Regions from separate parts of the Homo sapiens genome. Here region 2 is linked to region 1. A link is an interaction called in ENCODE POLR2A ChIA-PET data of the cell type or tissue named here. Cell type or tissue: Caco-2. All regions are shown on one strand. Links, peaks and the distances in the headings refer to the core of each region. The heading gives the core; the rest is flanking DNA. Region 1 overlaps HNRNPF (heterogeneous nuclear ribonucleoprotein F). Region 2 holds the start of LOC124902414 (a long non-coding RNA gene).

What was found. ChIA-PET counts read pairs that join two places held together with the same protein. Peaks named below come from ENCODE experiments on the same cell type or tissue, not always from the same donor. Only the 100,000 strongest peaks of a DNase experiment are listed, where the experiment ranks them.
Region 2: POLR2A ChIA-PET joins it to region 1 with 5 read pairs; 4 of 35 experiments call an interaction of 5 or more read pairs at or near these places.

What each region holds. Positions count from the first base shown.
Region 1 is chr10:43,373,040-43,388,549 of GRCh38, forward strand. HNRNPF (heterogeneous nuclear ribonucleoprotein F) reads right to left here. Exons shown (of 4, transcript NM_001098204.2): 4 at 12,579-14,897. The coding sequence starts at 14,845. The coding sequence ends at 13,598. It overlaps FXYD4 (FXYD domain containing ion transport regulator 4), which reads left to right. Exons shown (of 9, transcript NM_173160.3): 3 at 476-744; 4 at 1,431-1,463; 5 at 1,574-1,600; 6 at 2,460-2,534; 7 at 2,656-2,695; 8 at 2,993-3,030; 9 at 3,108-3,296. The coding sequence starts at 708. The coding sequence ends at 3,127. Among named protein-coding and RNA genes, the nearest start is that of FXYD4, 9.2 kb to the left of the region's middle. RefSeq lists a silencer at 7,762-7,811 and enhancers at 11,571-11,720, 11,741-11,820, 11,871-11,950, 13,688-14,189, 14,190-14,689. In Caco-2, for the core only: a CTCF peak has its summit at 7,750; no DNase peak of the experiment used is centred there.
Region 2 is chr10:43,323,273-43,338,782 of GRCh38, forward strand. LINC02633 (long intergenic non-protein coding RNA 2633) reads left to right here. Exons shown (of 2, transcript XR_945901.3): 1 at 1-428; 2 at 4,099-4,666. All of the region lies in intron 2 of LOC105378271 (a long non-coding RNA gene), which reads left to right. LOC124902414 (a long non-coding RNA gene) reads right to left here and starts at 13,136. Exons shown (of 2, transcript XR_007062130.1): 1 at 12,714-13,136; 2 at 11,242-12,358. RefSeq lists enhancers at 6,750-7,421, 14,323-14,982. In Caco-2, for the core only: no CTCF peak of the experiment used is centred there; DNase peaks (open chromatin) are centred at 7,099 and 7,436.

The DNA.
Region 1 (15,510 bases), core at 4,619-12,618:
TGGGTCTGCTGGAGTAGGGTCCCCTGCCAGGGCTGGCAGGGGAGGTCCTGGCTGCTGCAGTCATCTCATCCCAGGACTCAGCACTCCCTCCCTCCTCCACACCCTTGCTTTTGTGGAGGCTCTCTGGGAATTCAGACTGAGGGTGCTGGACTCTGGCCACCCCAGGCCCAGACCTTTGGGAACAATAGCCTGGGGCCTGATAACAATGCCCTTTGTGTGGGGTTAGGAAGGCAGGCTCCAGACCCTGACTTAGAATAGCAGCCACCTGACCCTGGGCATCTGATTACACCTCTCTAAGCTCCATTTTTTTTTTTCTTCTCTGAAATAGAGACAATAATAGTATCTTCCTCATGGGGAGGAGTAGGGGGTGGGTTTGTCGCATGGATTTTAACAACGCCTTCTACAGCACTTACTCTGTGCAGGCACAGTTTTGAGCTCTTAGCTTGTGCTTACTCAATCCACACAACTCCCCCAGGCCACCACCATCTCTAGATGGGAAGACAGAAAGTAGTTACTTTCCCAAGATCTCCCCACAAGCAAGTGTATCCTTGGGGTTTGTACACCTACTTTCACCATGGGGCTCTGCCTGCCCCCGCCCCTGCCTCCTCTCGCTGACCAATTGAGCTGTGAGCCTGGAGCAGATCCGTGGGCTGCAGACCCCCGCCCCAGTGCCTCTCCCCCTGCAGCCCTGCCCCTCGAACTGTGACATGGAGAGAGTGACCCTGGCCCTTCTCCTACTGGCAGGTGAGTCCTCCCAGTCTCCTGGGACCCTCTTGCATTCACCCCACCCACAAAGGCAGCAAAAGCCAGACAACATCTCCTTTGGGAGTCTGGTGTTCAATCAGCATGCTTTATTTAAACTGCCAATTTAGAGAGAAACATGAAGGAAATGACAGTACAGGTAGGATGAGAATATTGCAAAAAGGTCCTAATAGCTCCAGAGGAATTGAACCATGGAAAACATTAACCACCTGTGGCTTGAAGACAAAAGCAGGGTGGCACAGCGGCTCAGGCCTGTAATCCCAGTGTTTTGGGAGGCCAAGGTGGGAGGATCACTTGAGCCTGGGAGGATCACTTGAGCCTGGGAGGTCGAGGTTGCAGTGAGCTAGGATTGCACCATTGCACTCCAGCCTGGGTGACAGAGAGAGGTTCCGACTCATAAAAAAGACAAGCATTCCCTGTTTCTTCAGGGGGCAGAGACATAACAAACCATCCCAGTCAGCATGCACACAGGAGCATCAGGAAGCCTGGGACAGCAGGGCTTGGGCGGGGCCACACCCTGAGGCTGTGTGGGGCTGGGGAGGGCGTGAGGAAGGGAACTGGTGGCTCCAGGGTCACCCCACAACCTCCGGGCTGGGGTCCTGCTGTCTGGCTTACTTGGACACCAGTGTCATGAATTCCCACACATTTTCTCTGCTCCTCCCACACAGGCCTGACTGCCTTGGAAGCCAATGACCCATTTGGTGAGTGAGGCCCCCAAACAGCCTGCCCACTCTGCCCACATCTCCCCTCTGACACCCACATCCTGTCTCCTGGTTCTGGTTCTGAAGTCTTTTTGCCCCACTTTTTCTAGCCAATAAAGACGATCCCTTCTACTATGGTAAGAGCTGATATTCCCACCCCCACCCTACCCTTGCCTATCCTGGACCTCTTTGCTAGACAAGTTGGTGAGGGGTAGTGTGGACCTAGTGTAGACAAAGTGGGATGGGGGATTAAACCTGGTCTCTGTGAGAGCGTCGCTCCAACAAGGGGAGGGTGGCCACAGGATGCTTAGGAACCCTCCTGGAGAAGGGCTGGTGCCTGGGTGGTTAGGCACCCCGATAAATCACCCCTACCCTCTTGCCTTCACTCACCCTCACCCTCCCTTTCCCTAGTCCCCAGCCCTCAGGCAGTCCTCCTCTCCTCCTCTCCCCTGGGCCTCAGCTCCAGGACAGCTTTCCTTGATCATCCTTCAAAGCCCTTTCTTTGCGCATGTCCACTTCTTTTTTTTTTTTTTTTTTTTTTTGAGACAGATTCTGACTCTGTCGCCTAGGCTGGAGTACAGTGGCATGATCTCGGGTCACTGCAACCTCCATCTCCCGGGTTCAAGCAATTCTCCTGTCTCAGCCTCTCGAGTAGCTGGGACTACAGGCGCCTGCCGCCACGCCTAGCTAATTTTTGTATTTTTAGTAGAGATGGGGTTTCACCATATTGGTCATGCTGGTCTCGAACTTCTGACCTCAGGTGATCTGCCCGCCTCGGCCTCCCAAAGTGATGGGATTACAGATGTGAGCCACCGCACCCAGCCTCACTTTTTTTCTTCTTAGTGTTTCCCCACGAGACGCAGAATGATGCCTCTGTTGCTGGCTTGTCTTTATGTATATGGCAGCGGCTGGCACAAGCAGGGGCTCAGGAGTGTCTTTTGAATGAATGACTGAGGCCCCAGGCTGGTGCAAGCTCACTCTCTGTACCCACCCCAGACTGGAAAAACCTGCAGCTGAGCGGACTGATCTGCGGAGGGCTCCTGGCCATTGCTGGGATCGCGGCAGTTCTGAGTGAGTGGCAGGACAGGTGGGGCTGGAGGACAGGGTGGGGCTGGCGGACAGGGTGGGGCAGAAAGAGAGAGTGCTCTCATTCCAGCACTGACCCTGGCGCTGACCCCTCTCTCTCTCCCAGGTGGCAAATGCAAATGCAAGAGCAGCCAGAAGCAGCACAGGTGAGCCTGACCCTATGGTGCCCTCCTCCTTCGGGGCAGAACTACGGGGGGACAGTCCTGACCTGGAGAGTGGACAGCATCCTGGCCACTCGCTGGGCTTGCAGCTGGCTTTGTTATTCAGATAGTCAACCCTGAAGGGCCCCAGTCAGGAAAGCTCTGACCTCGGTATTGTGGGAAGTGACCATGGAAGGAGAGCAAGGACTTGCACTCCTGGGGCCGGGCAGCAAGAGTCTGGGATATAGGGGAGAAGGTCCTCCAGGCTAACCTGATACTACTCTGATGTGGTCCTTTCTCTAGTCCTGTACCTGAGAAGGCCATCCCACTCATCACTCCAGGTGAGACGGGCTTCTGTGGGCTGAGGGGGTGTCTGTGTAAGGACTGTGTCTGATGGCCTGCCCGCCACTCTCCGCAGGCTCTGCCACTACTTGCTGAGCACAGGACTGGCCTCCAGGGATGGCCTGAAGCCTAACACTGGCCCCCAGCACCTCCTCCCCTGGGAGGCCTTATCCTCAAGGAAGGACTTCTCTCCAAGGGCAGGCTGTTAGGCCCCTTTCTGATCAGGAGGCTTCTTTATGAATTAAACTCGCCCCACCACCCCCTCCTCGGTAGTCTTGTGATCCATCGTCTTTGGGTCTGGGGGTGGGTAATCCCTTGGATTGCTGACTTTCCCTGGATGCCCACTCCCAGCAAGCTTCCCAGTCCCTGAGTCCCTGCCGCCCAACTGTCTCCTATGGCTCCCACTCCAGCAAGCCCCACAGAGAGACCCATGCACTGTGAGATACCACAGTGTTATAACAGAAGACCTTTCCATTTCCACCACTTGCACGGGGGCCCTAGAAGTCCTGATGCCTCAGGTACCCATGACTTCCTTTAATCTAGAGCGACCCCCAGGGCTCACCCCCCCATTGAGACCTCAATTGAGACCCCCCATTGAGACCTCACCCAGTGAATGCTCTCTATGGTAGAAAATGTAGCAATTCCTTTGACCCATCCCAGTAAAATCCTCAGCTCACCCCATGGGCCCCCCTCCTCCCAGGAAATATCCTGTGAAATTCCATGAAGAAGTATGTCTCGAGAAGCCCTGCATAGTGCATGTGGGAGACAAACACCATGTGTGCAAATCCAAGTTCTTTGGCATGCCTGAACTCCCCTCCAGGAAGACTTCCCTGGCAATGTCCCTGTGGCACCCCAGGCAGGGGTGTGAAGTGCCACTTCTGCCTGGTGCCCATCCTGCAGTCCTGCCCCTTGACAGCCCAGGAGAAGGAACTGAGACCACTTCTAGCCTCTGCCTCCAGCAAAGGCCAGAGAACAATGGAGTCCCCGCCAGGTGGCAGCTCCCAATCTGAGGCCAGGGCTTGGGCTGGGCAGCTGTCTCCAATGATGCACCCTTCCTCCATGTCTCAGGGTGGGCCACATCCTTGAGAAGTATGATGTATCCTAGACTTAGGGTCACCTGCCTTGTGGGTGGGGTCAGAGACTTGTGCAGGGCCCCAGAGGTGTAAAAATGAGGTCCACATGTCTTCCAGGGCCTTTGAAACAGGACACGTAGGGACTGAGAGCAAGGTTCCAAGGTGGGGCTGAGTGGGACTAAAGATACCTGGCTGAGTCCAGCCACTATCAGGGAATCTTGGGTGGGTCACAGAAGGCCTGGCAAGCCCCAGTGCTTTGGGGAAGCTGTCCTGTACCAGCAGCCCCAGGTGGTATGGCCAGCCCAGAGGCAGCGCTGAGTCTGCACAGGTGGACCTAGGGAGGGGCCTGTGCGCAAACCACCCTGGTGGAGGGAATTAGCAGCACGACTGGAATGCAGGCGATAGGATCACTGAGGAGGCAAGGCCCAGCCCTGCAGGACGCAGAGGCAGGGGTGGGAGCCACCCAGCAGGGCTGGTAGAAGGGGGCTCCTGAGCACGCCTCCTCATCCAGGGGGTGCAGTGCAGAGCTCTCTCCTCGTTGGCACGGGAAGACGCTGGTGTGAGAGACTGCTTTTGAGAACATGAAAAGTGCGGTAAGAAAGCCAAGTCTGGAGTGGCAGACCCAGGGGAAGCCACACAAAGGTGACCGGAAGCAGTGCATGCTTTCTGACTGAGGAACCCAGGGCCACGCAGTCACGACTATCAGGAGCTCTGCTGTTTGAAATCCTAGCAAACCCTGTCCTTGCATGGTGGCCCCATGACCCTGACAAGAGATGCAGCCTCAACTTCCAACCCCAGTGCCCCACTGGGGAGCAGAGGTTTCTGGACGTGACAGCCACCCACCTCCACCTTCACATGTATCCTGGGGCCACGTCGTGGTGGAGACCTGCCGCTCTTCTTTCAAGCTCTCATGCTGCTTCATTTAAACTTCTCCTGGACAGGTGTCACAGTTCCCCCAAGTCCTATAAGTGACCACTTATGTAGGAGGCCCCACCACACGAGTCCCTAGGTGTGACTGTCCAGTGACAGGCTTATCTCTCTGATGTGGAGGGTGACGGCTCTCGCTCATGGAACCTGGGAAAATCATGGTGGGAGGAGTCAGAAACTGATGGGAGGCCAGGTCTGGATGACAGTGGAGGATGGAGTCAGTGTTAGCCCCAGATGGACAAGGCCAGGCCCTGGAGTTGGGACCCTGGTTCCCAGGGGAAACGAGCTCTCCTCTCTCCCTTCTGGGAGTGAGGAATGGGCTGACTAGGGCATGACAGAGGCTCTCCAGGCTTCCCTTTGTGGGATTACTGGCTGTGCGTCAGAGACCCCTTCCTGGGGCCTGTTTCAGAGCTGGTGGGTGATTTCCCCTTGTCATCCTCTCCTAGTTGAGGGGCTGTGGGGAGAGGTAGGGGGGACCAGAGAAAGCAAAGTGTCATTTCCACTCAATTGGGGATTTACTGAGTGACAGACACCACTGTAAACACTTCACACATGTCAAATTTTCCTAGCAACCTATGTGATGCGGATGACATTAGGGTTAGGGTTAGGTTAGAGGAGAGGAGGCACCCAGAGGTTCTCATGGGCTAACGAATTCCACAGCCAGCCTCCAACCCTGGTGTCCTGCTCCTGAGCCCTGTTTCCAAAGGACTGGGGCCTGTTGCCTTCCCGATGTTTATCATTGTCAAAGACAGAGCCCAGGGACTGTGCTGCTGGGTGACTATACATCCTTCCTCACTTTTTTATTTTAAAAATCTTTTATTTTTCAGGGCTGGGTTCAGTGGCTCACGCCTGTAATCCCAGCACTTTGGGAGGCCGAGGTGGGAGGATCATTTTGAGGTCCAGAGTTCAGGAGCAGCCTGGCCAACATGGTGAAACCCTGTCACTACTAAAAATACAAAAATTGGCCGGGTGCAGTGGCTCATGCCTGTAATCCTAGCTACTCAGGAGGCTAAGGTGGGAGGATCACTTGAACCCAGGATGTGGAGGTTGCAGTGAGCCGAGATCGCACCACTGCACTCCAGCCTGGGTGACAGACCGAGACTCTGTCTCCAAAAAAAAAAAAAAAGAAAGAAAGAAAACAAACATCACAGAGACATTTACTCACAAAGTAAACCAACTTCTAACCTAGCACCCCAAAATAATCAAGTTTAAAAGTTTGCAAAAAAAAAAAAATTGTTCTCTAGTCTTTCAGATCATCTTTTCCCTCTTGTACCTGGGAGTTGGCCTTGTGAGTTTGGAATCAGAACTCAGGCTATTGCCAGGCACAGTGGCTCAAGCCTGTAATCCAAGCACTTTGGGAGGCTGAGGCGGGCAGATCACCTGAGGTCGGGACCAGCCTGACCAACATGGTGAAACCCCGTGTCTAGTAAAAATAGAAAATTAGCTGGGCGTGGTGGCACATGTCTGTAATCCCAGCTACTCAGGAGGCTGAGGCAGGAGAATTGCTTGAATCCGGGAGGCGGAGGTTGCAATGAGCTGAGATCGTGCCATTGCACTCCAGCCTGGCAACAGAGTGAGACTCGGTCTCAAAAAAAAAAAAAAAAAGGTATTGTTTCAGAACCCAAAGGTGAGGACTAGAGAAAGGACTTATTATTCTGATTTAAAATAATACTTTTTTTTTTTTTTTTTTTTGAGACAAAGTCTGGCTCTGTCGCCCAGGCTGGGGTGCAGTGATGCAATCTCATCTCACTGCAACCTCTGCTTCAGCCTCCCAAGTAGCTGGAACTACAGGCACATGCCACCACACCCGGCTATATTTTTTGTAGAGATGAAGTCTCGTCATGTTGCCCAGGCTAGTCTCAAACTCCTGAGCTTAAGCCTCCCAAAGTGCTAGGAATACAGGCGTGAGCCATGGCACCCAGCTCTCTTTTTTTAATTTCTGTATTTTTTTTATTTTCTTCTTTTTTTTCTTAAAACTGGGTCTCACTCTCTCACCCAGGCTGGAGTGCAGTAGCATGATTACAGCTCATGGCAGCCTCAACCTCCCAGGCTAAAGCAATCTTCCCACTTCAGCCTCCAGATTAGGTAGGACCACAGGCGCGTGTCACTATGCCCAGCAAATTTTTTCTTTTGAGATGGAGTTTCGCTCTTGTTGCCCAGGCTGGAGTGCAATGGCATGATCTCGGCTCACCACAACCTCTGCCCCCTGGGTTCAAGTGATTCTCCTACCTCAGCCTCCTGATTAGCTGGGATTACAGGCATGTGCCACCATGCCTGGCTAATTTTGTTTTTTTTTTTTAGTAGAGACGGGGTTTTTCCATGTTGGTCAGGCTGGTCTCGAACTCCCAGCCTCAGGTGATCCACCCACCTCAGCCTCCCAAAGTGCTGGGATTACAGGCAAGAGCCACTGCACCTGGCCCAGCTAATTTTTTTTATGTAGAGATGGGCTCTCACTGTGTTGCCTAGGCTGGTCTGGAACTCCTGCGTTCAAGCAATCCTCCCACCTCAGCCTCCCAAAATGCTGGGACTACAGGCGTGAGCCACAGCACCTGGCCTGCATCTTTTTTCTCAACTAAAACAAAACAAACTAAAACAAAACTAAAACAACTAAAACAAAACAAACTAAAACAAAACAAACTAAAACAACTAAAACAAAACAAACTAAAACAAAACAAAACAAAAAAACCTTACATTTAAGATAATTGTAGATTCACATGCAATTGTAAAAAATAATGGGGAGAGATAAGCCAGTTTCCCCCAGTGGCAACTTCTTGCATAGCTATAGTACACTATATCACAGCAGAATATTGAAACTGCTAGAAGCATTGGCCTTACTGAGATTTCACCAGTGTTACATCACTCATTTGTGTGTGTATGTACGTTTAGTTCTGTGCAACTTTATCACCTGTGATGCCTGTGACCACCACAGTCAAGATCTGGACCAGTTCATTACCAGGATCCCTCATGCTCCTCTTTTATAGCCAAACCCATTTCCCTCCCTACTTAGGCCCCCTAGGCCTAACCTCTGGCAACCACTAAACTGTCCTCTATCTCTATAGTTTTGTTATTTCGAGAATGTTAGGACCGGGCACGGTGGCTCACACCTGTAATCCCAAAACTTTGGGAAGCCGAGGCAGGTGGATCATCTAAGGTTAGGGGTTCGAGACCAGCCTGACCAACATGGTGAAACCCTGTCTCTACTAAAAATACAAAATTAGCCAGGTGTGATGGCAGGCGCCTATAATCCCAGCTACTCGGGAGGCTGAAGCAGATGAATCACTTAAACCCAAGAGGAAGAGGTGCACTGCATTCCAACCTGGGCAATAGAGTGAGACTCCGTCTCAAAAAAAAGAAAAAAAAAGTGTTAGGCTGGGTGTGGTGGTGCATGCCTGTAGTCCCAGCTACTTAGGATGAGGCAGTTGGATCACTTGAGAGTTTGAGGCTGCAGTGAGCCGTGATCGCGATCATGCCACTGCACTCGAGCCTGGGTGACAGAGCAAGGCCCAGTCTCAAAAAAAAAAAAAAAAAAAAAAAGAGAGAGCTATCATCTCACCACTGCTCTTTAGCTCTTTAGCATGGGCAACAGAGTAAGATTCCTTTTTTTTTTTTTTTTTTTTTTAGAGACGGAGTCTCGCTCTGTCACCAGGCTGGAGTGCAGTGGCATGATCTCGGCTCACTGCACCCTCCGCCTCCTGGGTTCAAGAATTCTCCTGCCTCAGCCTCCTGAGTAGCTAGGACTACAGGCGTGTGCCCCCACGCCCAGCTAATTTTTGTAATTTTAGTAGAGATGGGATTTCACCATGTTGGCCAGGATGGTCTGGAACTCCTGACCTCAGGTGATCCGCCCGCCTCGTCCTCCCAAAGTGCTGAGATTATAGGTGTGAACCACCGCGCCCAGCCCAATTCTTTTAAAAAAACAAAAACTGATAATAAAACTGAGATGCCTTGAGACTTGATGCATCTGTCAGCACCCAAATCATGAGGGTGGTCTTAGTGCAGGTGACTTATCTCCCATACTGCTAAGTACTTGGGGGCAGCTTCTTGAAAGGTAACTAGGCTGGGCATGGTGGCTCATGCCTGTAATCTCAGCACTTTGGGAGGCTGAGGTGGGCAGATAGCCTGAGGTCAGGAGTTTGAGACCAGCCTGGCCAACATGGTGAAACCCTGTCTCTACTAAAAATATGAAAATTAGCCAGGTGTGGTGGTGGGTGCCTGTAATCCCAGCTACTTGGGAGGCGGAGACAGAAGAATCGCTTGAACCTGGGAGACGGAGATTACGGTGAGCTGAGATCGCGCCACTGCACTCCAGCCTGGGCAACAGAACGAGACTCCGTCTCAAAAAAAAAAAAAGAAAGAAAAAGAAAAGAAAGGTAACTAGCCCTCTCCTGCAGAAAACGTGGCCTTGATTCAGAACACTCAGAGTTTCAGGGTTTGGCCTGAGTGTTTACTGAGACTTATCAGAGGTGCCACATGAAATCATTTAGGAACACAGGTACCTCTTTGATGGGGCCTATGCTGTCATTTGTAGCAGATGGCAGAGGAGCTGGTGGAGTCCTTGCATCCTTCTGGTCACCTGATAATTAGCAGGAGTAGTATTTCCTTTTTTTTTTTGAGACAGGGTCTCACTGTCATCCAGGCTGAGGTGCAGTGGTGCAATCTTGGCTCACTGCAACCTCCGCCACCTGGGCTCAAGCGATCCTCCCACCTCAGCCTCCCAAGTAGCTGGCCTACAGGTGTGAGCCACCATGCCCGAGTAATTTTTGTATTTTTTGTAGAGTCGAGTGTCTTGCCATGTTGCCCAAGCTGCTCAAACTCCTCAGCTTGGCCGGGCACACTGGCTCACACCTGTAATCCCAGCACTTTGGGAGGCCGAGGTGGGTGGATCACCTGAGGTCCAGAGTTCAAGACCACCCTGGCCAACATGGTAAAACCCCATCTCTACTAAAAATACAAAAATTATCTGGGCGTGGTGACACCCACCTGTAATCCCAGCTACTCAGGAAGCTGAGGCAGAATCGCTTGAACTGGGGAGGTGGAGGTTGCAATGAGCCGAGATCGCACCACCGCACTCTAGCCTGGGTGAGTGAGACTCCGTCTTTAAAAAAAAACAAAAAAAAACAACTCCTCAGCTCAAGCAGTCCACCTGCCTCAGCCTCCCAAAGTGCTGGCATTACAGGTGTGAGCCACTGCGCCAGGCCTCAGGGTATTTTCAAGGGTCAAAGCAGCTTTCTCCAAAATCCAAAAACTACTACCCAAAATTATGCCTCTTTCAACACCCGGCATTTTTAGTGACTCAAGGGATGAAAATTCTTATCAGGCCCTTACTTGCTTACACATTAACCACTCGCTTTTTGCCCAGTATTCCTTGTTCCCATAATGAAATTATGAACTGCTGAAATACTGTTCCTTGTGAAGGAGGGGATAACTTCAGGGCCATAAAAAAATTTTGCAGAAGTAATGAATGTCTTTAAACACACTGCGACCAGCTGCAGACACCCAGAAGTCTGGTTATTCAAGACACTATGTGAGACTAAAGAAACACAGACTTTTCCCCCCTCGGTTCTCTGAAACTGCCCCTCCCTTAGTCTCTAGCTGTGTAAAAACTCCCCATGCCTGGCATGGTGGCTTATGCCTATAATCCCAGCACTTTGGAAGGCCGAGGCTGTAGTGTACTATGTCGATTGGGTATCTGCAGCAAGTTCGGCCTCGCTATGACCTCCCAGGAGTGGAGGACCACCACGTTGCCTAAGGAGGGGTGAACTGGCCCAGGTTGAAAACGGAGGTCAAAACTTCCATGCTGAGGCTGTGCGCGGTGGCTCACGCTTATAACCCCAGCACTTTGAGACTCTCTCAAAGTCACTGCACTCCAGCCTGGGTGATATAGGGAGACCCCCATCTCTAAAAAAACAAAACAAACAAAAAAACTCCACGCTGCTTCTTTTTGTTAAGGCAGATTTCTCACCTTGGCCAAATCAAATAAACCTTTATCTCCAAGCACCTTTGTCTTGGTGTTTGGCATCAGCTACACATCAGGTACGCAAGCCTGAATTTGGGGTTCTACAACATAACAAGATGCAGTATCTTGACTTTTACCTTGCAGGGAATGCCCTAGTCATGCCCAAGGCCACAGGTTGAAAAACATTTCCTGTAGTGTCAGTAAATATTTTAGGTTTTGTGGGCCATGTGGTCTCTGATACAACTACCCATCTCTCTGCCTGCTGTAGTACCTGGGCAGCCATGGACAGTATTAACAAATGGGCACGGCTGTGTGTAGCAACAAATGGGCATGGCTGGGTGCCATGGTGCATGCCTGAAATCTTAGAACTTTGGGAGGCTGAAGAATACAGATCACTTGAGCTGAGGAGTTCAAGACCAGTCTGGGCAACATAGTGAGACCCCATCTCTACAAAAAATACAGAAATCAGCCGGGCATAGCGGTGTGCGCCTCCAGTCCCAGCTACTTGAGAGGCTGAGGTGGGAGGATAACTTGAGCACGGGAGGCTGACACTGCAGTGAGCCAATATCATGCCACTAGACTCCAGCCTGGGCATCAGAGAGAGACTTGTCCCTCCCCAACAAAAGTTAACAATCCTGGAGCAAGGGGATGTTTTGCTGTCCATGTTATGTTGTTACCTTGGGATGTCAGGTCATCTAACACATTCCCTTTCCCATCCCCTGGAGCCCTTTCCACCCATGCATCCTAAATCTAGCATAGACTTCCAGGGTTGTGAAGGTACTCTTTGAATCTCCACCACTCTACGAAATCTGAGGTCTCATCTTCATGGCATTCCAGCCCCATTTCCAGCGGAAACTCCACCTGTTTCTGTGGGTCTCCCTCACCTACAGGCCTCTCCTTCCCCATGCAGTGCTGACACTTGAAGCATGGTAGGCCCATGGGTGGGCAGAGATCCCAGATCAGGGTTACAGCAAGGACAGTTCTCCCTAGGTTTCCCCCATGCCAGTCTTCCGAGTGCCTCTTTCTGCGTCCCTGTACCCTGCCATTCCTGGTGATGCTGCTGCCCTCACATCAGGCCATCCAAGCATGCAGAACATAAGCATGCAGAACACTGGAACGAAGGGCTGTACCTAAGGTGAGCCTCTGAAGCCCAATGAGGCTAGAAAAGGCTGAAGACTTCACAGACCTAATTTTTAATGCAGCTCTCAGGGGTTTTACCAAGAGCATTTATTTACTCTTTAAGATACTAATGAAGACCCTTAATATTGGTAAAATCATAACATATAGGTTACATTATACAGCTAGTGAAGTGGGAAAATAAAGTTGAAGAATTCCCAATGGTAGATAGCATTTTTGCACAGAATGGTTTTAAATAAACTCCACATTTTAAAGTCCTGATGGTTTGTATTTAGCATAAGGTTTAAAATGATAGTAATACTGTATGCTATATATAGAGCTGCCTGAATTTCAACATTGCTGTTGCCAAGGTAGATAGCAATTTGAAAATGGGTCTCAAGCTTGATAATGTGTATCCTGTCATAACCTAATTAACAAATGCGCCCTACAGAAATCAGGAGCGTGACCAAAAAAAAAAGTTTAAATCAGCATTTTATAAAAACTAGAAACAAAATAATTGCTTTCACAATGTAGTACTTGAAACTAAAGTTCTCCAGCTATCAACAGATGTGACTCCAGCATCAAGGGCCTAGCAGGAAAATTCTGAATGGTTTACAACAGTGCACATAAGTTGCAGGTGGCTGGGGCCGTGTGTCTATTTGATGCTTCCCAGAATGTGTGCTGCTAGTCACCATTTCCACCATTCACATATTTAACATTTTTATTAGACTTTTATTTAGCCTCATCATAAGAATATAAGGGAGATCATAGATTTGATGTATGAAATTTTTAAATTCACACTAAAATACATTACGATTAAAATGAATTATCTTCAACCACCCGTTTTGCTATCTTTTGCTGAGTAATCTGTGCCAGTCATTGTGAAAAAGTCTTTATTTTAAGAAAAAAATTTAGTTAACAAAAAATTTAACAAGTTTCACTTAGCAAAATACACCCAAAAGGAAATCACAGTACAAAGAAAGTTTTAAGTCAAGGCCTCACCAATTCCTACAGTATTAGTATTGTGTCTCAATTCTCAAAACTAACTTTTAAAAAGCTTAAACTTAACCTAAAGGATTTTAAATGAAAATATAAACTAGAATGAACAAACATGAGAAATATTTCTTTGAATCAGGGAGCTAGCACCTTTGAGTTTTCCAAAAAAGCACGTCTCCCCAGTGTGTTCACTGTGATGTGGTGTAAAAGATCCACATTTAACATACTTAAACTACTTAAACTTAGATAACATCACTCTGAAGTATACTACCAAAATGTTAATTGAGAAAAGCTGAAAATAGTTTTAGTTTACTCATTATCACATGCTAGAAGAAAATTTTGCATGAGAAAACACTGAAGAGGTAATTTTTTAATCCAGATTTTTCACAAACTCATGGTGCAAAATGGGTCCCCCAGCTTCCTCTATTATAACTGCTCTTAATTGCTTGTTGGCTGCCTGTGAAAATGATTGAAGTAACTCAAATGTTCCTAACAAAACTAGTCATAGCCACCCATGCTGTTCTGCCCACTGTAGCCGGCCCCGTAACAGCCACTCACTGACTGGCTCTCCAGGCCACTGTAAGTGGCCTGGGCAGCAGACACCCCCATGCCTTGCATCACCTGGCTGCTATACGCCCCATTGCTGGCCCCTGTTGTTGAATTCAAGAAGAGTTCTATATATCTGTGCTGCATATTGGCCCTGTCTTTGGACATAGCTGCCACAGCTTCTTCATGAGTAGCAAACTCAACATCTGCTTCACCCGTCACTCTTCCATCTGGGCCAATCTCAATATGGACTCTCACAGGGTTGAGAGGAGAGAAGAAGTTGTAAATGTCGTTCTCGGTCGCTTTGTACGGCAGGCCCCTCATGTGGACACAGTGGCCTGTGGTGCTCTGCACTGTGAACTCACTGTCGCCGTATCTGTGGTCATACATTCCGGAGAGACAGTAGCTGAGGTCTCTCCCGAACAGGTCGGTGGTGAAGCCGTAGCCATCACTGAGGCCACTGTACTCCTCGTAGCCCCCGTAGCCTGTGCTGTAGGCACCAGGCCTCATCCTTTCCAGGCCTGCCTGCTTCACGATGCCAATGTACCTCCTGGCAGTCCCGGGCCGGTCATAGGGCCCTGGCCGCTGCACGGACATGAACTTCAGAGGGGGATCTGAGTATGACCTAACTTCCTCCTGGCTGCTCTTAAACACCTCAATGTACCTGTGCCCTATCCTCTCCTTGTGTTTCCCTAGAGCCTTCTCAGCTAACTCCTGCGAGGCAAACTGCACGAACGCTTCCCCTGTAATCTTGCCTTCGGGGTCCACAGGCAATGTGATCCCGTTTGGCACAATTTCCAACCCTGAGAAGAACTGAACAATTTCTTCCTTTGTGCATCCAAATGGGAGTCCTCGAAGCCGCACGAAGCCATCGTTGGCGCTGTCGGCACTGTTGGGACCACTGTGCTTCAACACCCAATCCATCTCGGTTCTGTGGGACTTGAACACCTCAATGTACCGGTGTCCCATGCTTTCCCTGTCTTTTTTCAGGGCCATTTTTACATCATCTTCTGATCCAAGTTCAACAAAAGCCTCACCACTCTGCCTGCCCTCTCTAGTGTAGATGAAATGGACACCTGCGGCCCCATCATGAATCGTGCAGTCAGAGAGGAAGTTCTGCACGTCCTCAACAGAGCAGGACCAGGGCAGGCCACGGAGCTTGACCACAAAGCCTTCACCTCCCTCAGGGCCCAGCATCATGGACACTTGTCAGGGTGGGTGTCAGGTGATCTTGGGTGTGGCTTTTTTGTGGCTGGAAAAAAAAAAAAGAAAAATTTATTTAGTATGCAACAGAAATTTTCCCCATTTTACAGACGAGAGAGGTAGCAAGACATTAAGAAATATACCAAATACAATTGAGAGCTAAGAGTTAACTCCAGGTCTCTCAAAAAATTACATTATCAGTCACAGGCAGTTTGAAAAACAAATCAGGAGTTTACAAGACAGGACGATGCATGTGAATGTGGTGCCTTGAACACAGAGAAATGTAAGTTTCAGTCAGTTTAGAGCAAGGGCATTTCCTTGTTATATTTATTCCACATATTTGTCATGATAATATGTGGCAGTTCACCTATAAGAGCTCCTGAGTTGTTCCTCCTAAACTATACGCCTTACATTTGGTAAAATAGTAAATTTAGTAAATCTGCTTGTCTATGGTAGGATACTTTTACTTTCATGAGTAAAAATAAGGGATGGGAACATAGCAGGCTGTTTTTAAACCACAACATAGGGTAAGATTTTCTAGTGTTCTCATCAGCAGTAATGTTGCCAGGATACAAGACAGCAATGGCTTCCACTGTCTATGGAGTTATGATTTTGCTCCTAAATTGTCAATTCAAACTAAATACCAGTCAAGTATGAGGCCA
Region 2 (15,510 bases), core at 3,547-11,546, 51 kb before region 1:
AGATAGCCAGGATAACAGACCACAGAGAGGATCAAGGCCCAGCAGGACCTGGCGACTCTAACGCTCTGGCACTAGGGTGTCTAGAATGGGAAGCCCCCAAGGGGCTGGAGTGGGATGGGGGTGTGATGCAGGCCGCCCACCAGGTTCCCTCCGGGCAAAGCGGCAGGGCCCCGCGCTTCCTGAGCCTTCACGGAGGTCTAGTGGTCCCTCTGCCTGAAAACCTGTCTGTTTGTCAGGAGGAGTTCGGAGCATATAATTTTGGGGAGCCATTTTCTTCTAGGGAGTTCACTTTCCTGTGCGGGGCGGCGGAGGAAGACAACACATAACTGAACGACAGATGAAGATAAATTATAAAAGAACATTGTTTAAGTGTTTAATCAGACAATGAAGAGAAACCCAAAACAATGAAACCTTTTCAAGGAAGTAAGGTACACAATAAAAAATCTCTTGGAGGAAGTATCAAAGCTTAAAGATGAGTGGAAAATCGGCTTGCTTTTTGGGGACCAAAAGAAAACAGATTTTTTGTTTGTTTGTTTTTTGAGACGGAGTCTCGCTCTGTCGCCCAGGCTGGAGTGCAGTGGCGCAATCTCGGCTCACTGCAAGCTCCGTTTCCCGGGTTCAAGCCATTGTCCTGCCTCAGCCGCCCGAGTAGCTGGAACTACAGGCGCTCGCCACCACGCCCGGCTAATTTTTTGTATTTTTAGTAGAGACGGGGTTTCACATGTTAGCCAGGATGGTCTTGATCTCCTGACCTCGTGATCCACCCGCCTCGGCCTTCCAAAGTGCTGGGATTGCAGGTGTGAGCCACCGCACCCGGACTTTTTTTTCTTAACACAGAGTCTTGCTCTATCGCCCAGGCTGGAGTGTAGTGGCTCGATTCTGGCTCACTGCAACCTCCAGTTCCCAGGTTCAAGTAATTCTAGTGCCTCAGCCTCCCAAGTAGATGAGATTACAGGCATGTGCCACCGCGCCCAGCTAATTTTTGTATTTTTAGTAGAGACGAAGTTTCTCCATGTTGACCAAGTTGGTCTTGAACTCCTGGCCTCAAGTGATCCATCTGCCTCAGCCTCCCAAAGTGATGGGATTACAGGTGTGAACCACTGCTCCCAGCCGAATTTTTAAAATATACTTGAAAGCTGGTTATCTATGAGCTGATGGCAAGTTTTTTTTTTTTTTTTTAAAGACAGAGTGTCACTCTGTCGCCCAGGATGGAGTGCAGTGGTACAATCATAGCTCACTGCAGTCTCAACCTCCCAGGCTTAAGCAATCCTTCCACCTCAGCCTCCTGAGTAGCTGGGACCACAGGCGCACACCACCACACCTGGCTAATTTTATTTTTTATTTTTATTTTTGTAGAGATGGGGGTCTCATTATGTTGCCCAGGCTGGTCTGGAGCTCCTGGGTTCAAGCGATCCTCCCACCTTGGCCTCCCAAAGTGCTGGGATTACAGGTATGAGCCACCATGCTTGGCCCCAGTTGCAAGATTTTATTAAAAATTTTATAGGTCAAAAATGTAGAGGTTAAAAGACCCTCCTGAGGAAGCTAAACAAAGTGCAGACAGGTACAAAGCTGAACTCCATCGGCTCAAAGAAAACAGTGCCCGGCAGAAGATGCCAGAGCAGTTACATTCAGGAAGCTCCATGCCAGTGGGAGCAGCCCCCTGAGTGAGAACTCCCTGGACTATCTGTTCTAGAAGCCCTGCCTTACAGAGTGGATGATGTGAAATTGTGAGCAGTTTCAGCTGTAGGCAGCAAAAACTTGGCCCAACAACAGAAAGAGAAGATAAAACATCAGAGGAGAGAGAGGACAGATGTCACCCAGACAAATTCTTTCTTAACAAGGGTTGAAAAAGGAGGCGGCTAGTTCCCATGCAGTGTGAGCCATGGGTGGTGGGCAAGATCACAACACACTGCACAAGGCAGAGGCAAGATGTGAGAATGAATGCAAGTCCTTGCCGGGAGTCCCCATGACCCCATCAGCCACAGGCCGGGGCACTGCAACAGAGGCAGACTGCACATGGACGTGTGGTGTCTGCATGGGCTGCATGGACCCTCACATGCCCACTCCACAGCTCCATCACAGGCCTCTGCAAAGACCTCCTGTTGCCCCGCCTTCTCTTATTAGTTTCCTGGGCTGCTGTAACAAATTACAACGAACTTAGTGACTTAAAAGAACAGCCTAGTTTTTTCTCACAGGTCCTGGAGTCCAGAACTCTGAAGTTAAGGTGTCAGCAAAGCTGCACTTCCTCCAGAGCCTCTAGGGTAGAACCCATGCCTTGCCTATGGTGGCTGCGGGTGTTCCTGGACTTGTGGCTGTACACCCCAATGTCTGCTCCCACCATCACGTGGCCTTCCAACTGTGTGTGTCTAATCTCGCACTACCTCTCTCTCACAAGGACACTTATGATGGCATTCAGGGCCCACCCAGATAACCCAGGATGACCCTCACCTGAGGATGCTTAAATGAATCACACGTACAAAGACCCTTTTTCCAAGTAAGGTCACATTCACAGATTTCAGGAAGAGAACATGGACACACATTGCTGGGGTGGCATTTTTCAGCCCACCACACCTCCCAGTCTTTCTCCTTCTAGACCCCTGATCACCAGCCCAGCCATCAGCCACTGTCCATCAGTTTCATGTTTACTCTAACCTCAGTCCGCTTCTTTCCACATAGTGAATGACGGTTGCTCTGTCAGAATTTCTGCCTATTGGGAGGACTTTCCCCCACCACTGTTTTTCAGGGCTGTCCCATGGCAGGCTATAGCACAGCAGCATTTGGGGCTTACATCCACCTATCAAGCCATGACCCAAGTTTGGCCCCTTTACTCCCACCTCTACCCCAATTCTGAGCTGAGTGAGACAGGGGCCCGATGCAACCTTTGCAGACAATATGGGGCCTGGGCCACCTGCTTGTGCAGCTCCTGGCTGCCACATGGCCCTGCTCTGGCCCAGAATGGAATGCACCATCACCATCATACTGTGAATGGGGCTGTTGGGCCCACCACTGATTTTATAACTTGGGTTCTAGCCGAACCCAGCTCAGGATGGGCAGTTCTGGCTGCAGAGTCGCTTGATGTCTGTTGCTGGGTGCTCTGCCTCCATCAGGGCCCGGTGGCATGCTGGGAGCTGTTCTGGTTGGGTTTGGTTTTTTGGGTGGTATATGTATAATTATCAGTTACAGATGGTGTGGTCTTGATCCAGAACCCTAATTGTCTGTATTGTGATTCTCCCATGGGAACCTGTCGTAAACTCCAAATGCCCTCTTTTTCTACCATAGATACCTCGTATACATTAAGGTCTGCTGGATCTTATGATGGAAGGAGCAGGGCTGCTGACCCACATCCTGAACTTGCTACAGAGCCCTTTCCAGCTCTGGGCCCAGAGCCTTCATATAGCTCAATAAGGGGGCCAGAGCAGCATGCCCACCTATGGGGTTTGCTACCTTTAAACCCAAGGGAGCCTACTAAGCATCGTGCTTTATTCTCGTTGGTGGGAAGTATGAGATGCAATCATTTGTCTTTTACTTTGGAAGGAATGTCCAAGCATGTCCCAAACCACTGGATCCCTGAAGTCTCCACAAATGTGTTTAGCAGGCTGGAAGATACAAGGTCAATATATATATCAATTAATTAGGTATACAAAAATAAAGTGCATTCAGAGGCCAAGCAAGGAGGATTTCTTGAGACCAAGCGTTCGAGACCAGCTTGGGCAACATAGTGAGATCCCATCTCTACAAAAAGTTTTAAAATTAGCCATGTGTGGTGGCTCCTCTCACCTCAACCTCCTGAGAAACCTGTAGTTCTAGCTACTTGAGAGGTTGAGGCAGAAAAATCCCTTGAGCCCAGGAGTTGAAGGTTACAGTGAGCTATGATCATACCACTGCACTCCAACCTGGGTGACAGAGAAAGACCCTATCTCTTAAAAAAAAATTAAATTAACTCAAAATGGATCATACACCTAAACATAGTTTTTGTGTTAGCTAAAACTATAAGCCTTATAGTTTTACCCATGCTATCATGGGTTATATATTAACCCATGCTATCATGGGTTAATCTCAGCTGATCTGGATTAACCACATTGTGACGGTTAATTTTAGGTGTTGACATGACTGGATTAAGAAATACCTACAAAACTGGCAAAACAGTACTTCTGGATGTGTCTGTGAGGGTGTTTCAAGGAGACTGATGTGTGAGTTGCTGCACTGAGTCGGGAAGATGTTCCTCAATGTGGGCAGCCACCATTCAATTGGCTGGGTGTCCAGAGAGAACAAAAAAGGAAGGAAAAGGATTTTCCCTCTCTCTCCTGGAACTGGGACACTCTCCTCTTCCTGCCCCCCGGTTCTCACGACTTCAGCCTCAGACAGAGACTTACATAATTGGTTTCCCTGGTTCTAAGGTCTCTGGACTTGGACTGGGCCATGCTACCAGCATCTCAGAGTTGCCAGCTTGTAGACAGCCTGTTGTGCGACTTCTCAACCTCTGTAATCAAGTGAGCTAATTCCCCTAACAAACCCCCTCTCATATGTCTATATCTATCGATAGCTCCTATTGATCTGCCTCTCTGTAGAACCCTGACCAATGCACACATGCTTATTACAAGGTATTGACCCTTGGCCAATGCTGTGCAATGGATTAACTAAAGATAAAGATGTTCTATAACTATGAGTCTGTGAGTTGCTTCAGGGCAGGACTACCAGCCTGTCAGCATTGTTCAATAATAATTGAACTCATTATTTGTACCTGGTTTTAGAGGGGTCTGGAAAATTTTGAAAGCTAAAGCTGGTCACAAAGTCGGAACATACCTATGTGATCAGCTCACTCTAAGACTCCCACCATGAGCCGACTTCAGGCTTCTTGGGACCGAGGTGCTTCCACACACAGTGTTCAAGGGCAAGATCTGAAATCAAAGTGCATCCTATGTGTCCCAGTGTTAAAAATATCTAGATCTCAAAGTCCCTTTAGTGCATAGCCTTCTGCTTTTGCTACTGTGCCTATAAAAAAGCACAAGTATAAACCGAGTCCTGCACGTCCTTTCAGCAGCTGAACTCTTAGGGTGATTAATGTGTAATTCACACAAATTCCTTAAAGAAGGCATAGGAGAACATCTTAACAACCTTTGGTTTGGCAAAGATTACTTAGATAAGACACAAACAGCATAATCCATGAAGGCAACAAATCAATAAATTGAACTTTCTCAAAATTAAAACTTTGGCTCTACAAAAGACTGTTAGAAAGAAAAAGGGAGCTATATACTGTGAAAAATATTTGCGAAATATATATCCAACAAAAAACATGAATCTGGAATACATAAAGAACTCCCATAACTCAATAATAAGAAGACAAACAACCCAATTTTTAAAAATCCAATTCATATGTGAGCAAAAGACATAAATATATATTTCACCAAAAAGGGTATACATTCGCAAATAAGCTTATTAAATGATGCTCAACATGATTAGCTATTAGAGAAACTCAAATAAACCCACAATCACTATACACCTATCACAGTGACTAAAATAAAGAACAGTGGCCTCTCCCTCTCCCTCTCCCTCTGGTCTCCCTCTGTTGCTGAGGCTGGACTATACTGCCGTGGTCTCAGCTAGCTGCAGCCTCCCTGCCCCGGGCTCCCGTGGTTCTCCTGCCTCGGCCTGCCGAGTGCCTGGGATTGTGGGCGAGCGCCGCCGCGCCTGACTGGTTTTTGTATTTTTGGAGGAGACAGGGTTTCCCCTGTTGACCGGGCTGGTCTCCGGCTCCTGACCTCAAGTAGTCTGCCTGCCTCGGCCTCCCAGGGTGCTGGGATTGCAGACGGAGTCTCGCTCACTCAATGCTCAGTGTTGCCCAGGCTGGAGTGCAGTGGTGTGATCTCGGTTCGCTGCAACCTCCACCTTCCAGCTGCCTGCCTTGGCCTCCCAAAGTGCTACGATTACTGCCTCTGCCTGGCCGCCACCCCATCTGGGAAGTGGGGAGCGTCTCTGCCTGGCTGCCCATCGTCTGGGATGTGGGGAGCCCCTCTGCCCGGCCGCCCCGTTTGGGAAGTGAGGAGTGCCTCTGCCTGGCCGCCACCCCGTCTGGGAAGTGAGGAGCGTCTCTGCCTGGCCGCCCATCGTTTGGGATGTGAGGAGCGCCTCTGCCCGCCGGCCTCCTCTGGGATGTGAGGAGCGCCTATGCCCGGCCACCCCGTCTGTGAAGTGAGGAGCACCTCTGCCCGGCTGCCCCGTCTGGGAAGTGAGGAGCGCCTCTGCCCGGCTGCCACCCCGTCTGTGAGGTGAGGAGTGTCTCTGCCAGGCCACCACCCTGTCTGGGATGTGAGGAGCCCCTCTGCCCGGCTGCCCCGTCTGGGAAGCGAGGAGTGCCTCTACCTGACCGCCCTGTCTGGGAAGTGAGGAGCACCTATGCCCGGCCGCCCCATCTGGGAAGCGAGGAGCACCTCTGCCTGACCGCCCATCATCTGGGAAGTGAGGATCGCCTCTGCCCGGCCGCCCCGTCTGGGAGGTGAGGGGCATCTCTGCCCGGCCACCCCATCTGGAAGGTGAGGAGCGCCTCTGCCTGGCCGCCCCGCCTGGGAAGTGAGGAGCGCCTCTGCCCGGCCGCCCTTCGTCTGGGAGGTGGGGAGCACCTCTGCCCGGCTGCCCCATCTGGGAAGTGGGTGCCTCTGCCTGGCCGCCCCATCTGGGAGGTGAGGGGCGTCTATGCCCGGCCACCCCATCTGGGAGGTGAGGAGCACCTCTGCCCGGCCGCCCCGTCTGGGAGGTGGGGAGCGCCTCTGCCCAGCCGCCCATCGTCTGGGAGGTGGGGAGCACCTCTGCCAGGCCACCCCATCTGGGAAGTGTACCCAACAGCTCGGAAGAGACAGCAACCATCGAGAACGGGCCATGATGATGATGGTGGTTTTGTCGTAAAGAAAAGGGGGAAATGTGGGGAAAAGAAAGAGAGATCAGATTGTTACTGTGTCTGTGTAGAAAGAAGTAGACATAGGAGACTCCATTTTGTTCTGTACTAAGAAAAATTCTTCTGCCTTGGGATGCTGTTAATTTATAACCTTACCCCCAACCCCGTGCTCTCTGAAACATGTGCTATGTCAACTCAGGGTTAAATGGATTAAGGGTGGTGCAAGATGTGCTTTGTTAAACAGATGCTTGAAGGCAGCATGCTCGTTAAGAGTCATCACCACTCCCTAATCTCAAGTACCCAGGGACACAAACACGGCCGAAGGCCGCAGGGACCTCTGCCTAGGAAAACCAGAGACCTTTGTTCTCGTGTTTATCTGCTGACCTTCTCTCCACTATTATCCTATGACCCTGCCACATCCCCCTCTCTGAGAAACACCCAAGAATGATCAATAAATACTAAAAAAAAAAAAAAAAAAAAAAAAAGAGAACAGTGGCTTGGTGTAGTGTCCCACACCTGCAGTTTCAGCACTTTGGAAGGCTGAGGGGGAAAGACTGCCTGAGCCCAGGAGTTCAAGACTAGCCTGGGCAACATAGTGAGACCCAATCTCTACAAAAAATAATTAGCTGGGCATGATGGCTCACACCTGTAGTCCCAGCTATTTGGGAGACTGAGGTGGGAGGATCGCTTGAGCCCAGGAGATCGAGGCTGCATTGAGCCGAGATTATGCCACTGCACTCCAGCCTGGGTGACACAGCAAAACCCTGCCTCAAAAAAAAAAAAAAAGAAAGAAAAAAAAATAGTGATAACACCAAATGATAGTGAGGATGCAGAAAAACTAGACCACACATTACTGTTAGGAATGTGGCCAGGCACGGTGGCTCATGCCTGTAATCCCAGCATTTTGGGAGACAGAGGCAGGTGGATTACTTGAGGTCAGGAGTTTGAGACCAGCCTGGCCAACATGATGAAACCCTATCTCTACTAAAAATATTTAAAAATTAGCCAGGAGTGGTGGCGGGCACCTGTAATCCCAGCTACTCAGGAGTCTGAGGCAGGAGAATGGCTTGAACCTGGGAGGTGGTGGTTGCAGTGAGCCAAGATCAGGCCACTGCACTCCATCCTGGGCAACAGAGCAAGACTCCATCTCACAAAAAAAATAATGTAAAATGGTACAGGCACCCTGGAAAATAGCTTGGTAGTTTCTTTCTTTTTTTCTTTCTTTTTTTTTTTTTTTAAGATGGAGTTTTGCTCTTGTTGCCCAGGCTGGAGTGCAATGGTGAGATCTCGGCTCACTGCAACCTCCGCCTCCTGGGTTCAAGCAATTCTCCTGCCTCAGCCTCCTGAGTAGCTGGGATTACAGGTGCGCACCATCATGCCTGGCTAATTTTTTGTATTTTTAGTAGAAACGGGGTTTTACCATGTTAGCCAGGCTGGTCTTGAACTCCTGAACTCAGGTGATCCTCCCGCTTCAGCCTCCCAAAGTGCTGGGATTACAGGTGTGAGCCACCATGCCCAGCCGGTAGTCTCTTATAAAACTAAATATATACTGGCCATAAAACCCAGAAACCACACTCACATTTATCACAGAGAAATGAAAACTGTTCACACCAACACCTGGCCACAAATGTCCACAGCAGCATTATTCACAATTGCCAAAAACTGGAAAAAACACAAATGCTCTTCAATGGGTGAATGGTTAAAGAAACTTTGATACCCCCATACCATGTAATACTACTCAGCAATAAAAAGGAACCGACAATTGATATATTCAACAACTTGGATGGATCTCAAGCAAATTACGCTCAGTGAAAAAGAGCCAGTTCAAAAGGCCATATACTGTGTGATTCCATTTATATAACATTTTTGAAATGACAAAATAGACAGATGAAAATCAGATTAGCAGTTGCCAGGGTTTAGGGGCAGAGGAGGAGGGGGCGGACATAGGTAAAGGGTTAGCATGAAGGACTTCTGTGGTGATAATTATTCTGTATCTTGATTGTGGTGCTGGTTACACGAACCTACACATGTGATAAAATTGCATTGAACTATTCACACGCATACATACAACACACACAAGTGAGTGCATGTGACACTGATGAAGTACAAACAAGCTCTGAGGACTGTATCAACATCAGCGTCCTGGCTTTGATATTAAACCATAGTTAGAGAAGATGTTATCATTGGGGGAAACTGGGTGAAACGTACACGAAACTTCCTCGAACTTTTTTTTTTTTTTGCAACTTCCTGTGGGTTTATAATCATTTCGAAATTTATCCTCTTTTTTTTTTTGAGACAGAGTCTCACTCTGTCACCCAGGTTGGAGTGCAATAGCCTGATCTCGGCTTACTGCAACCTCTCCCTCCCAGGTTCAAGCAATTCTTCTGTCTCAGCATCCCATGTAGCTGGGATTACAGGCACGCACCACCACACCCGGCTAATTTTTGTATTTTTAGTAGAGATGGGGTTTCAACATGTTGGCCAGGCCGGTCTTGAACTCCTGACCTCAAGTGATCCGCCAGCCTTGGCCTACCAAAGTGCTGGGATTACAGGCATGAGCCACTGCACCTGGCCCAAATTTTAAAATTCTTAACATATATTATTTTTAAAATGCTTCTCCACCCACTCCTCTCCACCGCTGTACTTCTGTTGCTATCTCAGGCAGTGGTCCATGAAGGCCAGCACCACAAATAAAGCTACAACTGCTCAGTGTTTATGTAACACCCAGATAAAACCACCCCCACCCTTCTCCATGTCATCTCAATGTAGTGACATAGCCAAAAGTAACGCAGGTCCAAAACCCTGAGCAGTCATGGAGAGCTTTGCTTCAAGTTTTCTTGGGAGGACTGTGGAGAGTAGGCTCCCATCTCATGATGCAAAGCAAAACTTCCTGATGTCGTCCTTCCCACCCCCGACCAAAGCTGCGCTTTAAAGCAGATCCTCCAGTATCTCCTCCCCTCTCCCCATCTGCTTCTCTCCCCCTAAGCTTCCAGCCTTCTCTTCCTCTCCCCTCCCATCCCCTCCAACAGGACTGCTGGATTTCCGGCAAAAACTCCCAGGTCTGTTCTAACATGGATCAGCCTGGGCTCTTCCCATCTCTGCCCACTCCCACAGCAAAGGCCCCATAAGGAGCAGCCAAACACTCGCACCTCCTCATGACACAAAGGAAAGGGAAGGCTGTGAACAGCCACTTGCGCTGTAGCATTTTTGTTTCTGTTTTTTTTTTAAAAAAAAATGGGTAGGCCGGGCACGGTGGCTCACGCCTGTAATCCCAGCACTTTGGGATGCCAAGGCAGGCAGATCACAAGGTCAGGAGTTCGAGACCAGCCTGACCAACATGGTGAAACCCCATCTCTACTAAAAATACAAAAATTAACCGGGTGTGGTGGCACGCAACTGTGATCCCAGCTACTTGGGAAGCTGAGGCAGGAGAATTGCTTGAACCCGGGAGGCAGAGGTTGCAGTGAGCTGAGATTGCGACGATGCACTCCAGCCTGGGTGACAAAGCAAGACTCTGTCTCAAAAATAAATAAATAAATAAATAAAATGGATAAAAGATTTGGAGAATCACCTCAGCAAAGAAGATAAGCTGATGGCAAATAAGCACAGGAAAAGATGCTCAACATCATTAGTCATTAGGGAAACACTCATTGAAACCATGAAGAGACACCGCGACACACCCACTAGGATGGCTACAACCAAAGAGACTCACCATGGCAAGTGGTAGTGAGGGTGTGAAGAAACTGGGACATTCATGCACTGCTGGTGGGAATGTGAAATGGCACAACCATTTCGGAAGACAGTTTGGCAGGTTCTTATGAAGTTAAGCATACAGCCAGGGATGGTGGCTCACACCTAATACTTTGGGCTTTGGGAGGTGGAGGAGGGTGGATGGCTTGAGCCCAGCCCAGGAGTTAGAGACTAGCCTGGGTAACATGGCGAGACCCTGTTTTGCCATGTCACCCAGGCTCTGTCAACCAGGCTGGAGTGCAGTGGCACAATCTCCACTCACTGCAACTTCCACCTCCCAGGTTCAAGCGATTCTCCTGTCTCAGCCTCCCAAGTAACTAGGATTACAGGTACGTGCCACCACAATGTGCTAATTTTTGTATTTTAGTAGAGATGGGGTTTCACCATGTTGGCAGGCTAGTCTTGAACTCTTGACCTCAGGTGATCCACCCACCTCAGCCTCCCAAAGTGCTGGGATTACAGGCGTGAGCCACGCGCCTGGCCTGCAAGACCCTGTTTCCAAAAATAAAAAAGTTAAACCTGCCATATGACTCAGTCACTTCACTCGTAGGGATTTACCCAGGTTTCATGAAAACATAGTCCACACAAGACCTGCACAGTAATATGTATAGACACTTTATTGGTAATAGTTAGAAACTGGAAACAACCCAAGTGTCCATCAACAGAAGAATGCAGCCAGGCACAGTGGCTCATCCCTGTAGTCCCAGCACTTTGGGAGGCTGAGGTGGGCGGATCATGAGGTCAGGAGTTCAAGACCAGTCTGGCCAACATGGTGAAACTCCACCTCTACTAAAAATACAAAAATTAGCGGCACATGGTGGCATGTGCCTGTAATCCCAGCTACTCGGGAGGCTGAGGCAGGAGTATCGATTAAACCCGGGAGGCGGAGGTTGCAGTGAGCTGAGATAGAGCCACTGGGCAACAGAGCAAGACTCCATCTCGGGGGCAAAAAAAAAAAAAAAAGAAGAATGCATAAATTATGGCACATCCATGCTATGGAATACTGTTTAGCAATTTTAAAAGAATGAACTGCACTCCAACCTGGGTGACAGAGCAAGACCCTGTCTAAAAAAGAAAAAAAGAAAAAATAATAATAAACTATTGATATTCACATCACTACAGATAAATCTCAAAATAATTATGCTAATGGAAAGAAGCCAGACAAAAGAGTACACATTGTATGATTCCATCTATATAAAATTCTAGAAATCGCAAATGAATCAAACAGAAAGCAGATCAGTGCTTGCCTGTGGCATTGCCTTGCCTCTCCAAGGGGTCCTTGGGGGAGGGAGAAAAGGATCACAGAAGGGCATAAGGAAAGTTTTCAGTGATGGATGTAGTCATTTTTTTGATTGTGGTGATTATTTCACCGGGTATATATATATATATATTCTTCCAATTTTGGCCGAGTGCGGTGGCTGTCACCTATAATCCCAGCACTTTGGTAGCCTGAGGCAAGAGGACTCCTTGAGCCCAGGAATTCAAGACCAGGCGTGGTGTAGCCGGGCGTGGTGGTGCACACCTGTAGTCCCAGCTACTCAGGAGGCTGAGGTGGGAGCATTTCTTGCGCCCAGGAGGTGGAGGTTGCAGTACGCTACGATCATGCCACTGCACTCTAGCGTGGGTGACAGAGCTCACTTGAATCTGGGAGGCAGAGTTTGTGGTGAGCCAAGATTGTGCCATTGCACTCCAGCCTGGGCAACAAGTATGAAACTCCGTCTAAAAAAAAAAGAAAAGAAAAAAAAGAAATCAATGTGGCTGCTCTCAAAACACCAGATACGTCTATTGAATCATGCATAGAACCTGGGAAAGGGACCTCTGGGTGGATTCCTGAATGCAGTGGACCTACAGTGAGTTGGGCCTGGGTCAAAACTCTATTGCCTAACTCTCATATAGCCCCAACACTACCAGGGGACCACAATAAGGCTTTGGGTCCCTGGGTATCAATGCCAAGATGGATTCTGTGTCTAGCAGCACTTGAAATGTTTAAATTCCTCTTTACCTAGTATGTGGCAACTCTAGTAAATAGCCATAAGTGCCACTGGGGAAGAACTGAGGAATCATGACCACTCACTCACTGCCGTGAAGGAGTTGTTCCTCCTGGAAACCCAGCCTCTCCTTCAGGCACTGGGGTCTGGTCTGAAGTTTTTCACTGGGGTAGCTGCCCTCAGCCTCCATCTCCCATCTTGGATTTCTTTTGGTTGTGTAGATTAAGCAATGACTTTGTGGGCTGTTCTCCTCCTTGGCCACAGGAATAACCTGCTCAATTCGCCACCTCCACAGCTCTGGGAAGGTCGGATGTCCCTGGCTGCCACAGCAATGTTGGCACCTCTGCTTAGAGAGGGCCATGCTTTCTCCAAGCCTCCAGGGGCTACACAGGCAGCATGTTGGCCCCACCTCCTGGGCTCTTTCTAGGATGTTATATCCTGTATCTTAGAAGAGTGTTCTCACAGCAGCCTGGGCAACATAGTGAGACCCCCATCTCTACAAAAAATAGAAAAAGTTAGCCCGTGATGCTGGCACATGCCTGTAGCCCCAGCAACTCAGGAGGCTGAGGTGGAAGGACTGCTTTGAAGTCAAGGCTGCAGTGAGCCATGATCGCACCACTGCACTCCAGCCTGGGCAACAGAGCAAGACCCTGTCTCAAATAAATAAGTAAATAAATAAATAAAAATAAACTCTACTTTATCCAACTTTATGTTCTACCCCCTCCCTACCTTGTCCCAGGACCCTCAGGCCTGCCACACACACGTGCACACGCACAACTCTCTCTGACTCGCTCTTCCTAGTCACCTTGGCCAAGTCCTGCAGCTTCTTTAGAATTTGGTCCCTGCCCTTTCTTACTAAGCCCAATGCCTCCCCAGCCAAGTGTAGTCTCAAGTTCGGGTGTGACCAGGAGCAGGTGGCTGGCCCTGAGGGTGGCCATTGCCTTGCAAGTCAGTGGCGGCTGGGCACCTGGGTGCTTCCCTTCAGACGAACCCATTCCAAGCTTCAGGGAGCCTCTGTCCCCACAGAGGGAGCTAAACTGACCAGGACTGAGAGTTCATAATTTTCTCTAATTATGCCCTGGGCTCAATTCTCAGCATTTTTAGCCCTCCAGTAGCAGGAAATAGTCTCTTTAGCTGCAGCCTCAAGGCCCCGTGACCAACACTGTGCTATGGTGTGATTGGTGGTGAATCATGCTTAGCCTTTCACTGTCTTTCTCTAACCGATGGTCTCAGCAGCACCCATCCAACTCCAGGCCTTATTGACGTCCATCCCCAGGACCTCTCAGAAAACTGAGCTATGGCATGTGGGGAAAAGCAAGAGAGATCAGATTGTTACTGTGTCTGTGTAGAAAGAAGTAGACATAGGAGATTCCATTTTGTTCTGTGCCAAGAAAAATTCTTCTGCCTTGAGATTCTGTTAATCTATAACCTTACCCCCAACCCCGTGCTCTCTGAAACATGTGCTGTGTCAACTCAGAGTTAAATGGATTAAGGGCGGTGCAAGATGTGCTTTGTTAAACAGATGCTTGAAGGCAGCATGCTCCTTAAGAGTCATCACCACTCCCTAATCTCAAGTACCCAGGGACACAAACACTGCGGAAGGCCGCAGGGACCTCTGCCTAGGAAAGCCAGGTATTGTCCAAGGTTTCTCCCCATGTGATAGTCTGAAATATGGCCTCGTGGGAAGGGAAAGACCTGACTGTCCCCCAGCCCGACACCCGTAAAGGGTCTGTGCTGAGGAGGATTAGTAAAAGAGGAAGGAATGCCTCTTGCAGTTGAGACAAGAGGAAGGCAGCTGTCTCCTGCCTGTCCCCGGGCAATGGAATGTCTCGGTATAAAACCCGATTGTAATGCTCCATCTACTGAGATAGGGAAAAACCGCCTTAGGGCTGGAGGTGGGACCTGCGGGCAGCAATACTGCTTGTAAAGCATTGAGATGTTTATGTGTATGCATATCTAAAAGCACAGCACTTAATCCTTTACATTGTCTATGATGCAAAGACCTTTGTTCACGTGTTTGTCTGCTGACCCTCTCCCCACAATTGTCTTGTGACCCTGACACATCCCCCTCTTTGAGAAACACCCACGAATGATCAATAAATACTAAGGGAACGCAGAGGCTGGCGGGATCCTCCATATGCTGAACGCTGGTTCCCCGGGTCCCCTTATTTCTTTCTCTATACTTTGTCTCTGTGTCTTTTTCTTTCCTAAGTCTCTCGTTCCACCTTACGAGAAACACCCAAAGGTGTGGAGGGGCAACCCACCCCTACATGGCGTCCCCAGTGCACATTCTCCCATTCTAATTCACCAACTGTGGAGGTTCTAAGTTCTAACAATTTCGCCTGCTTCAGCATGCCAGGGGCGTCAACCTGCCACCCACCACCAGGGTTAGCGCCAGCAGTGATGTGAAGCAGCTCGCACATCCCACGTGGAGCCTGCTTCCTCCACCTGCCCTGGAACCAAGCCCCTAGGTCAGGTTCTCTGGAAAACTCGAACTGGTCCTGTGCAGGCAGGAGCCACCCCCATGGTAGAGTGAAGGAGACAGGATGCCACAACGGAGGCCTCGCCCGATCCCTGGGGGAGCTCTGGTGCTGGGATGGCTGGTCAGGGACATCCTGCCTTGAGGCAAGGGAACTCTGCCCTTCCAGGCTACTGGAGGTGCCAAGATACCAAAAGGAGGGGCATGACCATGGGCCGCGGGTAATTCCTGCAGGGGACTCAGCTGAGAGCCACCAGTAGCCACTCTTCCCAGTGGCTGTGGGACCGAGTGCCTCAGTCCTGAGAGGATCTTGCCCATGGGCACAGAGTGCCAGAGACCTTGGAAAGTCCCTCTGAGCACGACTCCTCTGTGCCTAACCCTGAGCAGCTCCAGGGCTCCACCCT